Linked DNA regions of Homo sapiens: region 2 is linked to region 1. Evidence: chromatin loops called from intact Hi-C (ENCODE). Cell type or tissue: Calu3. All regions are shown on one strand. Links, peaks and the distances in the headings refer to the core of each region. The heading gives the core; the rest is flanking DNA.

Region 1 (5,223 bases), core at 1,083-3,582:
ATGTGTATATATAAAAAATATATAAAATATGTATGTATGTATCTTATAACATCACGTTGTATACTTTAAATATACACAATGAAATTTATTTTTTTAAAAAGTAACTCATGTAATATTTCAGTCCAAGCAGAAATTCTACTGCAGTTCTCTTCCAACTTGATATTTATTTCTTCTTTTCTAAATGATTCTTAAATATAACTGCCATTACTTCCTCATTCTTTGCTTCCTCCTTCTATAGACATGAAATCAGCACCCCTTCCTCACTGCACATCCAGGTCCATCCATCTTTTATAAACTAACTCAAGATCCCCCTCCTCCTTGAAGCCTTTCCAGATTAATTCAGTCCCCAAGGATCTTGCTCTCTGACTTTACTGCCATGTACTCACTAAATTGTAAGTCTTGCCTTCCTCAATCAGGCAATTATGCTATTCAGAATATTGCGGAAAATGCTTGTCTATCAGATCTGTCAGATCTCTTGGTCGGCTCTTGGCATCTTGCAAACTGGGAACATCTCTTCTTTGTATCACTTAAAGCAGTAGCTTTCAGACTTTTTGGAAAATGATGTATAATGAGGTATACATTTTATATCACAGTCCATTATGCAGGCTTGCACACACACACACATACGTATATATATATTTAAGGAATTTCATGAACAATACTTACTCTTCTGTTTTAGTATTTTATTTTTCAAAAATAAAAATGCTGATCAGACTCACTAAACTGACTTCACAGTGTGCTAGTTTGAAAAGCACCATTCTTGAAGGGCACTTAATGATTACTATGGGATTACTGTAACTATTTCTCTCATTTAAAAAATAATTTTTAAAAATGTATGTGGCCTTTGGGGTCTGTTTAGCCTGTGTTCCTGAGTTACTTGTTTGTTCAGTCTGTTTTTTACACTATCATATGTTTGCCTTTTGGAGTCATCTAGGACAAATAAATACTTAGAATATACACTCTTTGTCATTCTTTTCCCCTGAGCCCTATTCTCATAAAAATAAGAATCCTTGAATTTTTATAACTCATTTCTACATAATTCAAACCTCTATTCCCTCATTCTCTCTCTTATTTTTCTAATATGCAAAGTAGGTGGTAGACATTTGTAGATGAAATATTTGAGCCAAAAATAATTAAGACTTTTCCCCCTTTAAGCAGCCTATTGTAAATTAAGGTAAATATAATTTCTAGATATTTGAAGAATATAAATTTGGGTAATCTGAATACCATAGATCCTCAAAATGAATGCATTCACCTAAATCACCCAGATAAAATGGTTTACTGACCAGATGAGTTGGCAGGCCTTTTGGACTTCAGTTTGTAGGTGGATCCTGCTGCCCTCTCCATTCTCGTCTTACCATCTTTATGTACTCACACTGTTTTTCAACCACCTGGAGCTATGTATTTTCCTTGGTCTCTGCTTATTTTGGTCCCCGTGCCAGGAATGTCCTTCCCTCTCTTCTTCACTGGGCTAGGTCCTCTCATCTTTCAGGTCCATGGGAAACTCTCCTTATTCTCTCCACCTCTACCCTGGCCTCCACAGCACCCTGTCAGGGCACTCCACCAGCGGTTGCTGGCAGTGTCCCTCCCAAGTTTTGCAGGCTGAGACTATGTCTTGTTTATTCTTCTATTCCACAATCTAGGACCATGTCCAGTCCAGGATTAAATATATGTTGAATATATCAACATATATTCATGAAAAAGTGAATGAATGAGTGCATAAAGGGCAGGAGCAGCTGCCAATGAAAGAGCTCAAATAAGAGCTGTGGCTAGAATCATGTGTCCTCCTTCTCTGAGCCCAACATTTTATAATTTTGTGATTCCAAGACCAATATTTCCGTGTTTCCTGCAAGCTGCAGATTTTGCAACTGGAAATTCAAACAGTGAAGGATAGCTGGATCTAAATATAGTCTTTTAAGTATGTTGAGGCATAATTAAGAAAATGTTGCAGGAACAAATAATTAAGCATATTGGGCAATTTTTTTGAGGCAATTAAAACACTCAAATTTCAAAACAGCTTGCTGGAATCCAGCCTGCCCTCCAATTGACACTGATCTGACTCATACAACGCCTCAGTCCTCTACTTCCCATGTGAAGCTGATGCACTTGTGATTTTGTCCTAATCATTTTCGTAGAAGTCTAGTTAGTGATTAGGTGAAGGCTCACCACACCACAACACACTGTACATGGCTCTCCATGAGTTCCTCTGCTGTTTCCAAAATAAATTTCAATCATATAACATCTAGGCCTGCAATTGCAATTGCTGTTTTTTTTTTCTCTTTTGAATCAATAACCTATTCCCTCGATTAAAGACACACAAAACTTGAAAAACTAAACACACACAAAAACTCGAAAAAGAACATTCTCTAACGCAAACTCCTGTCTTTTGCAGATAGCAGCAGAGATTTTCTGCTTTGGGCTGTGACTCATGTACCTTTATTCCCACAATTGTTACTCAGGGCAGGCCAATGGTGAGCACAATGGGAAAAGAAAGAATAGGTTATAACTGGAAAATAAGCACATTCGGGCGAAGTACACTCAAAGCATTATCAAAGTAAAATATGCAGCAGCACCAACAAGAGCAAACAAAAGCCCACGCAGGAGATGTGTAAATATTTCATGAAGCAAAGCCTTAATCAACCCTCTCTCCCAAATCTTGCTGGTGTTGTAAACACTTCAGTTTCTTCTAGTCCCACCATGACCCAGATACCTTGCAAAAACAAAATAAAAACATAGTCCAATGGATCTTTAAACAAATGTGTTGTGAAAATATTTAGATGGAGCATACCCAAGTACCGCTTTAACCAAGAGGAAGAAGACACCTTACTCAAAGGTGGGTGCTTCTTGAGTGACTGCTCAGAGCTCTGTTTCTCCCCTCCCCCTCCAAGCCCTTGCCTTTTGCCCACCTCCTCGGCTGCTTTGTGGACATTCACATCGTCTTAACCTTGAACTGCCTACACCCCAAGCGGTGATTTCTCCCAATGGCCCTCCAGAAAGCCCTTGAAACCTGGTCTGGATTCGATGCCTTCCCATCACCCAAAATTCACTTCCCAGTGGCATATTAAGTACCTCTCCTTTTTTCCCTCTTTCACTGTCCATTATTGCGTCTGAAATGATGCCTACATCGTTTCCATCTGCCTGGAGAGCATGAAGATCTTCTGTGTGTGTTGGCTGACAGGCTCCTTCAGACCTCTTCTAAAGCCCATCTTGAAAGAACCGTTTATCACCTCTAGTCTCTACCCTGATTTAATGTGGTTCCAAAGTTCGCCTCTATTAGTGAACATGTCTCTACAACGATTTCCCTTTATCAACCCCTGCCCGCCCTTCCTCTTCTTTCTGCCTACCTCAAGAAAACCTATTTACATATGCATTTATGTATGTGTGTGTATATACACACACATACATACATCCATATGTAATATATATTTCTATGTTTTGACCTTAAAGGGGATAAGCATAGGAAAATGAGACAAATGTCACACACACACACACACACACACACACACCCCTCATATTCGGATATTCGCAGTGTGCAGACCCGATTGATTATAAATTTCCCTGCCCACGATCAGCAGGCGTCTTCTCCCATTTACCTTCAAAGCCAGAGCCAAAGAGAGCAATGACCTTGCAGAGAAATTCATCACCTGCGAGAAAGACTGCCCCTCCTAGAGCGCAGGATGGGACAGAGACAAGAGCAACAGGCAAAGGATCCCTGTGCAAAATGTGGGACCGAATCCCTTCCGCATCCCTACAGAGCACACCACCAGGCTCCGGTCCCCCGCGCTGGCCGCCAGGCGGAGGTGCGCAGGGGGCGTCTCCTACCTGCTCTGCCCGGCTCCGCGGCGCGGCGGGGCCACTGCCTGCGCTGTGGCGGGGGCTTCCCGTCGCATATCCCAAGCACCGTCTCTCGGCGCCACACCGATGGCTCCGGCGGGCCCGCGAGCTGAGGTCCTTCTCAGCCCGGTCCCGGAGCGAGCTCCGTGCGTTCAGGAACTGAAATTACTATGCCAAGAGCAGAGGCGGCGCGCAGCAGTCGGGCGTAGACCGAGGGGGCTGCCCCCACCGCGGGGCTGCAGACGCCGCCGCCGCCCCCGCCGGGCGCAGAGCCAGTTTGGAGGTGAGAGTTCACTTGCCCGACTGTTCATCCGTCAGGCCCGGGGTGTACCCATCTGTCCAGCGCTGCCCAGCCTGAGCATCCGAGAGAGGGGCGACAGCTTTGCAGGCGGCGGCGGCGGCAGCAGCAGCGGCGGCAGCAGGAGGCCGAGCTCCGCCCCCTCCAAACCCCCTCCCCCGCCTTCCCGGTCCTGGGGGAAAGTGTTGCAGCCCAGGCTGCTGAGCGCCGGGCCGGGAGCTAGGAGGGGTCTGGTGGGTTGTGGTTCTGCACCCCTGGAGACCAGAGACAGATGGAAAGTTAAGAAGGGATTAAGGAAGAGGGCTGGGGACCCAGAGCGATTTAGCAGGCATTCTGGCCCTTGCTCCCTCCCACAGGTCACCAGACTCCATGGCTGAGTCTAGACTCTAGCAGAAGGTTTCCAATAAAGCCACGTGCAGTGGAGATCTGAAAGCAAGATCATCCGATAAGTAATATGTTTTGCAAAATGTACAGTATCCTGCGTATTCGGAGAGGCACTGCTGACAGTGTTCCTGTCCCCATCCCCTTCCCGCTACCCCATGGGCTTGGAGGGCTTTGAGGGCTTTGGAAATCTTCCCTGTTGAGCAGCTCCAGAATCCTGAATGGATGTGTAGTATGGTTAGCAGCTGTAGATGGTGCAAAATGATACGATGAAAAGAGCTTCATTATTAACTGGGTATTTGTTGGAAGGCTCTGTGAAAAATGCCTTACATACAGCCTCAGCCTCTTTAATTCTTACTACAACCCATTGAGGTGCCTTACCATGTGGACGAGGAAACAGGCTTATATGATCTAAACACTTTGCTTGAGGTCACACAGTAGTAACCTGCTCAGCTGGGATTCAAACCAATCCAAAATATATCCTCTCATCTAGTACACAGGACTCACCTAGGGGGTCTTGTTAAAATGCTGATTGTGATCCAATAGGTCTGGGGTAGGGACTGAGGAAACGCTTTTTTAGTTTTTTGTTGTTGTTGTTTTTTGTTTTTTGCTTCGTCTCCTAGGCTGGAGTGCAGTGGCGCGCTCTCGGCTCACTGCAAGCTCCGCTTCCCGGGGTCAAGCGATTCTCCTGCCTCAGCCTCCCAAGTAGC
Region 2 (5,223 bases), core at 1,477-3,976, 130 kb after region 1:
AATACAAAAATTACCTGGGCATGGTGGCACATGCCTGTAATCCCAGCTACCTGGGAGGCTGAGACAGGAGAATTGCTTGAACTCAGGAGGCAGAAGTTGCAGTGAGCCGAGATCGCACCACTGCACTCCAGCCTGGGCAACAGAGTGAGATTCCAACTTTTTTTTTTTAAAAAAAAAAGCACCAGAAATAGGTGCAAATTGAGGCTGAAGGTGAGAAACTTTACTCCTTCATTGTTTACAGACTACCCATATGTTCCAGGGACAGGATTAAATGCAGAGGATATAAAGATATCCTGTCCTCAAAAAACAGAAAGTTTAAAATGGGAGAGATAGAGCAGGTAGTTAAATAAGCAGGTCAATAAAATACAATATAACATATAATGTGTCTTAGCCTGTACATGGAACTATGTTGACCCAGAAGAAAATACCTTAATTCAGGTTTAGGTTTCAGGAAGACTTATTGGAGAGGTGAGTTAAAGCAATAAAATAGAAATAGGAAAGGAAAATGCAAGTGCATTGGAAGATAGAGTTGAGATGCTTACTCAGAATGTATCAGAGTGAGTGATGAAGAGACGAAAACATGGAATGGGAGAGTAAGGGATGGGTAAGATAGCATTGGAGTAAAAGGAGGAGAAAAGAGAAAAAAATTAAGGAAAGGTGATAGCTCAAATTTTTCCAGAATAAAATGACTAGAGTTCCTCAGACTTAAAAATCACAATGCTTTCTAATCAGCAAAACTAAATACAAATTACATGCATACATAAGGATGAAACTTCAGAACAATTTAAAAAAGTGAAAATTGAAAAACCAAGTACAGAAGAAATAGGTTATCTACAAGGAATAATAACAGAATTCTCGCAGGCAACGATACTGCTAGAAAACATTTGACTCTTATCTTCAAAGGAGAGTAGAAAAACAGCTTCCAGGCTAGCATTCTATTCCCATTGAAGTTATCATTCAAAAGGGAGAATAAAATACAGCCACTTCTAGACATATGAGGATTAAGTATTTATTATTCATGGACCCTTTAGGAAAGTACTCTAGAGCAGGGGTCCCCAACCCTGTGCCATAGACCCTGGCCTGTTAGGAACCAGGTGGCACAGCAGGAGGTGAGCGGCAGGCCAGTGAGCATTACCGCCTCAGCTCCGCCTCCTGTCAGATCAGCAGCTGCATTAGATTCTCATAGGGGTGCGAACCCTATTATGAACTGCACATGTGAGGGATCTAGGTTGCATGCTGCTTATGAGAATCTAATGCCTGATGATCTGAGGTGGACCTGTTTCACCCCCAAACCATACCATTTTACCCCCACCCCCATTAGTGAAAAAACTATCTTCCAAGAAACCAGTCTCTGGTGCCAAAAAGTTGGGGACTGCTGCTCTAAAGGATGAAATCCCACACAGAGAAAAGAATACGTGCACAAATCCACAGTAATCCAGCGAGCAGGGACAAGTGGGAGGCCTGGTGTGGCTAAAGGTCTGGGGGAAGGGAGAGATCAGCAGTGGCCTGTGACTCTGGCTGCTCTTGTCCTTTAGGGGAGATCTGGGCTTTCTCTGAAGGCTCAGAGTGATCAAAGGGTCTCAGCAGGGTGAGGACTTGTTTAGATTTATGCTGTAGTAAGATCACTGTGGCAGAGGGTAGAGAATATGTTGTTGCCAGTGAGGCCAGTTGGGAGTAATGGGTGTAATTTAATGAGAAATGATTAGGGCCTGGATGAAGGTGAGGCAGGGAGGAAAATGGTCAGATGCTGGAATTGTTAAGGCGGTAGGTCCTCAGGACTCAGTAAGTGATTCAGTGTGGCGAGAAAGAAAGAAGGCGTCAAGCAGGCAATTGTTTTACTAAGGCAGCTTCCATGGAGTCCAATTGCAGTGAGAGGAGCAATGGGAGATGAGAGTGGAAACACTGATAACCCTGTTAAGAATGATCTGTGAAGCAGCGGCAAGACTTAGAGTAATAGCCAGAGGAAGATCAGAGGGAAGAAAGATATTAGGATGGAAGGCTTAATGAGCAAGTGGGGAAGACAAATAAGAGAAGCAAAAAATGAAGATATACAGAGAGGTTCAGAGATACCTGATAGAACAAGGGCCTGGGCAGGTAAGAGGAAGTAGAGAGCCTTATATACAAGGAAACATAGAGAAAGATGCAGGCTGTGGTACGAATGCATCCCCCAAAGTTCATGTATTGGAAACTTAATCCCCAGTGCCACAGTGTTGAGAGCTGAGACTTTAAAGAGATGAATAGGTCACAAGGGTTCTGCCCTTATGAATGTATTAATGCTGTTATCGTTGGAGTGGGTTATCACGAGAGTGGGTTCCTGATAAAAGGATGAGTTTGTCCTTTCCTACCTCCTCATAGCAAGAGGCCATCACCAGATGCAAGCCCCTCGATGTTGGGCATTCCAGCCTCCTGTAAGAAATAAATTTCTCTTCTTTATAAATCACCCAGTCTTAGGTATTCTATTGTTGCAGCACAAAACGTAGTAAGATAGGGCAGATGCAAGAAACTGACAATCCCCTCGTCCTTTGTAAGTAGCACCATGACTGGCACACAGCAGTGATGAATAAATGTTGAGTGAATTAATGAATCAGTGAATGAAAGAATAGAAAGATAGATGATGGATATATTCAGGCAGGCTCCAGATCTTAGTATACTAACTCTCAAAGGCCAGCATGTTTTCAAGTTAGGAATGGCAGACCTCTAGTGGACAAAAAGAAAAGTCAGCAATCTAATGGCTGAGAACAAAATTTGCATAAGATGGTTTGGGTAAATGCGCTTGCAAAAGAATAAGTACATAAAGCATTGCTTTACAAAGATTTTATCATACCTAATTTTTGCTGTGCTCAGTTTCTTATAAATGGGACTTAAAAGCACATGCATGATGAGTTCACTTCTGTAATTAACTGCTTAGAGTGAATGCCTTATGGAAATGAAGCCAGTAATCTTTTAATTATGATTAACATTTCTTTTTAATACCTGCAGGAGGGAAATAATTACTCATATGTGGAATTTCATGCTACAAGCTACATAAGATACAAAGTAGCTGTTCATTTTGAAATAGAGAAAAGGGGAAAGAGAAAATCGTAACCAAATAAACCTTTGGTTACAGAAGTCTCAAATATGATGAAAAGAGTGTATTTAAAAATGACAACAGCAACACATATTGTTTAAAATATTGAACTGTAAAAACAAGGTTAACAGACCTTTTTAGTCCTTAAAAATTAAATAATGTCCTACTGTCAAATTATTTGGAGTTAGCTCAAGGAGGAATTATTTGTTGATGCAAACTATGGTTCTTTTAGGAGCCTGAGTGCTTTCTAATAGAGATCAAGTTGAGTTGATCCTATGTTATTCACAATCAAAGAAAATGTTTGGCAGCTATTCCAGGTTAATTAACTACATAAGGTCTCCAGTTTGTAAATCAGAAAGGTATTACAGGTGACTACTTAAGGATGCTTCAGTTTTTCTATTATGACAATTTTATTAACAATGTACAGTGTCTTAGGTAAATGAAAGAAGAATATAATTTTATGTGGCAATTGTGTGCAGCTGGTGAGGTGGGGATGAGAGAGTTAGGAAATATTAGATATGAGAGTACACATGTGGGAACTTTTCTAATCCATGACTGCAGAATTTAAAACGATTGAAGAAATTACCATCTTTTGCCTGAGTTAGCAGAACTGAAATTAGCTTCTGAGGAAAGCTCTTTGGGATTTCTTGTTTGTTTCTGAATCTTTTTAAATGTTTAATTCAATACCACTGTATTTGAGAATAAACATTATTAAAATGTCATAATGACTCTTTAGACTATTTTAAGCTGCCATAAAGAGAGTGTTTGCATTTTTTATCAGCCCTGATCTGCCAGGGACTTAGTCATTAGGCATCATTGTATAATTAAATAACAATAAATAATTATAAATAAATGTTTCAAATTTGATACCAATAAGAGCAGAAATCTGAGAGCAAGTAAAAAAGGGTTTCTAAGCAATATTTAGACAACTGTAATAAAAATATCTAATAAAAGTACAGCTCACACCCGCAAAAATGAGTAGTTATCGCTGGATTTATTTAATAGGTGATTTTATTCTGCTTTATTTCTATTGCATATATGTCCAAAGTTCTCTGCATTGAGCATTACATTTGTCATTTTAAAATGACTTAAAAAACAAAACAAACAAAAACACCAAGAGCTCAGCATCATTTGTTGACTAGAAACTGTTGCATGGCTGCTACAGATGCTATTGTACCTTTTGGGCACATTCTGCAACATCTCTTGCTATTCTGAGCCATCCAGAGCGATTCTACATACATCTCTAGAAAATAATACAAATTTTCCAGGACAGTATGATGATGTCAGCCATTGCTTAATCAGTTTTTACATTTAGGGAGAAGCTAGAGGAAAGTTGGAAATGCTAAGGGACATTTCAAGACTTCCCAGAAAGTAGCTGTGTCAGGAACAAGGAAGGCAGGAGGAGCCTGGGGAAAGTCTCACATTTGATTCAAAAGAGTTCCAACCTTAGGAAAGTTGGACTCTCAAACACGTCTGTTTCAGTATGCAGCCATATTCACGCCTAGATGCAGGACTGCTATGGTTCCCTCCTCCATAGTGCTGTTTATTCTGCACCACAGAGTTCCCTGGGCCTGTGAGAAAAACCCCACACTTCACTGGGGTGCTTGCTTTTGGTCCTTTCCTCTTTTCCTTCCTTTCATCCTCCTTTTTCTTTCCTTTTGTTTTCGTCTCTGCCCCTTAACAATTAAGTGTTATTCTCAAAATAGGAGAAGATGGCAAGTTCAGATTTGTAACTGCTAGATATGATATTTTTGTATCTTTTTCTTTAGTGAACTCTCATTTATTTAACAAATATTTATTTGCTCACAAATATTAAAGCATAATTGCTTTTATTGAGAGAATCTGTCTAATAAATAGTAATTCAAAAAAGAAAAGAAAGGAAAACCCAGATGTAGTTTCTGCCTTCAATAAATTTACAATCTAGTGGAAAAGACCAAAAGTAAACAAATAATCTCCCCAAATATATATATATATATATATATATATATATTGAGATGGAGTCTCACTCTGTTGCCCAGGCTGGAGTGCAATGGTGTGATCTCGGCTCACTGCAACCTCCACCTCCCGGGTTCAAGTGATTCTCCTGCCTCAGCCTCCTGAGTAGCTGGGACTACAGGTGTGTAGTCCGGCTAATTTTTTGTATTTTTAGTAGAGAC

Evidence for each region. A loop is a pair of places that touch in the nucleus more often than their neighbours do. Peaks named below come from ENCODE experiments on the same cell type or tissue, not always from the same donor. Only the 100,000 strongest peaks of a DNase experiment are listed, where the experiment ranks them.
Region 2: it touches region 1 in a loop (5-fold over the local background); 16 of 110 quality-filtered maps call a loop at or near these places.

The regions. Positions count from the first base shown.
Region 1 is chr4:89,303,793-89,309,015 of GRCh38, forward strand. It overlaps GPRIN3 (GPRIN family member 3), which reads right to left and starts at 4,008. Exons shown (of 2, transcript NM_198281.3): 1 at 3,823-4,008. RefSeq lists silencers at 3,958-4,007, 4,018-4,087. In Calu3, for the core only: no CTCF peak of the experiment used is centred there; a DNase peak (open chromatin) is centred at 2,069.
Region 2 is chr4:89,431,872-89,437,094 of GRCh38, forward strand. No RefSeq gene overlaps it. Among named protein-coding and RNA genes, the nearest start is that of GPRIN3, 130 kb to the left of the region's middle. In Calu3, for the core only: a CTCF peak has its summit at 2,671 (motif pointing left); no DNase peak of the experiment used is centred there.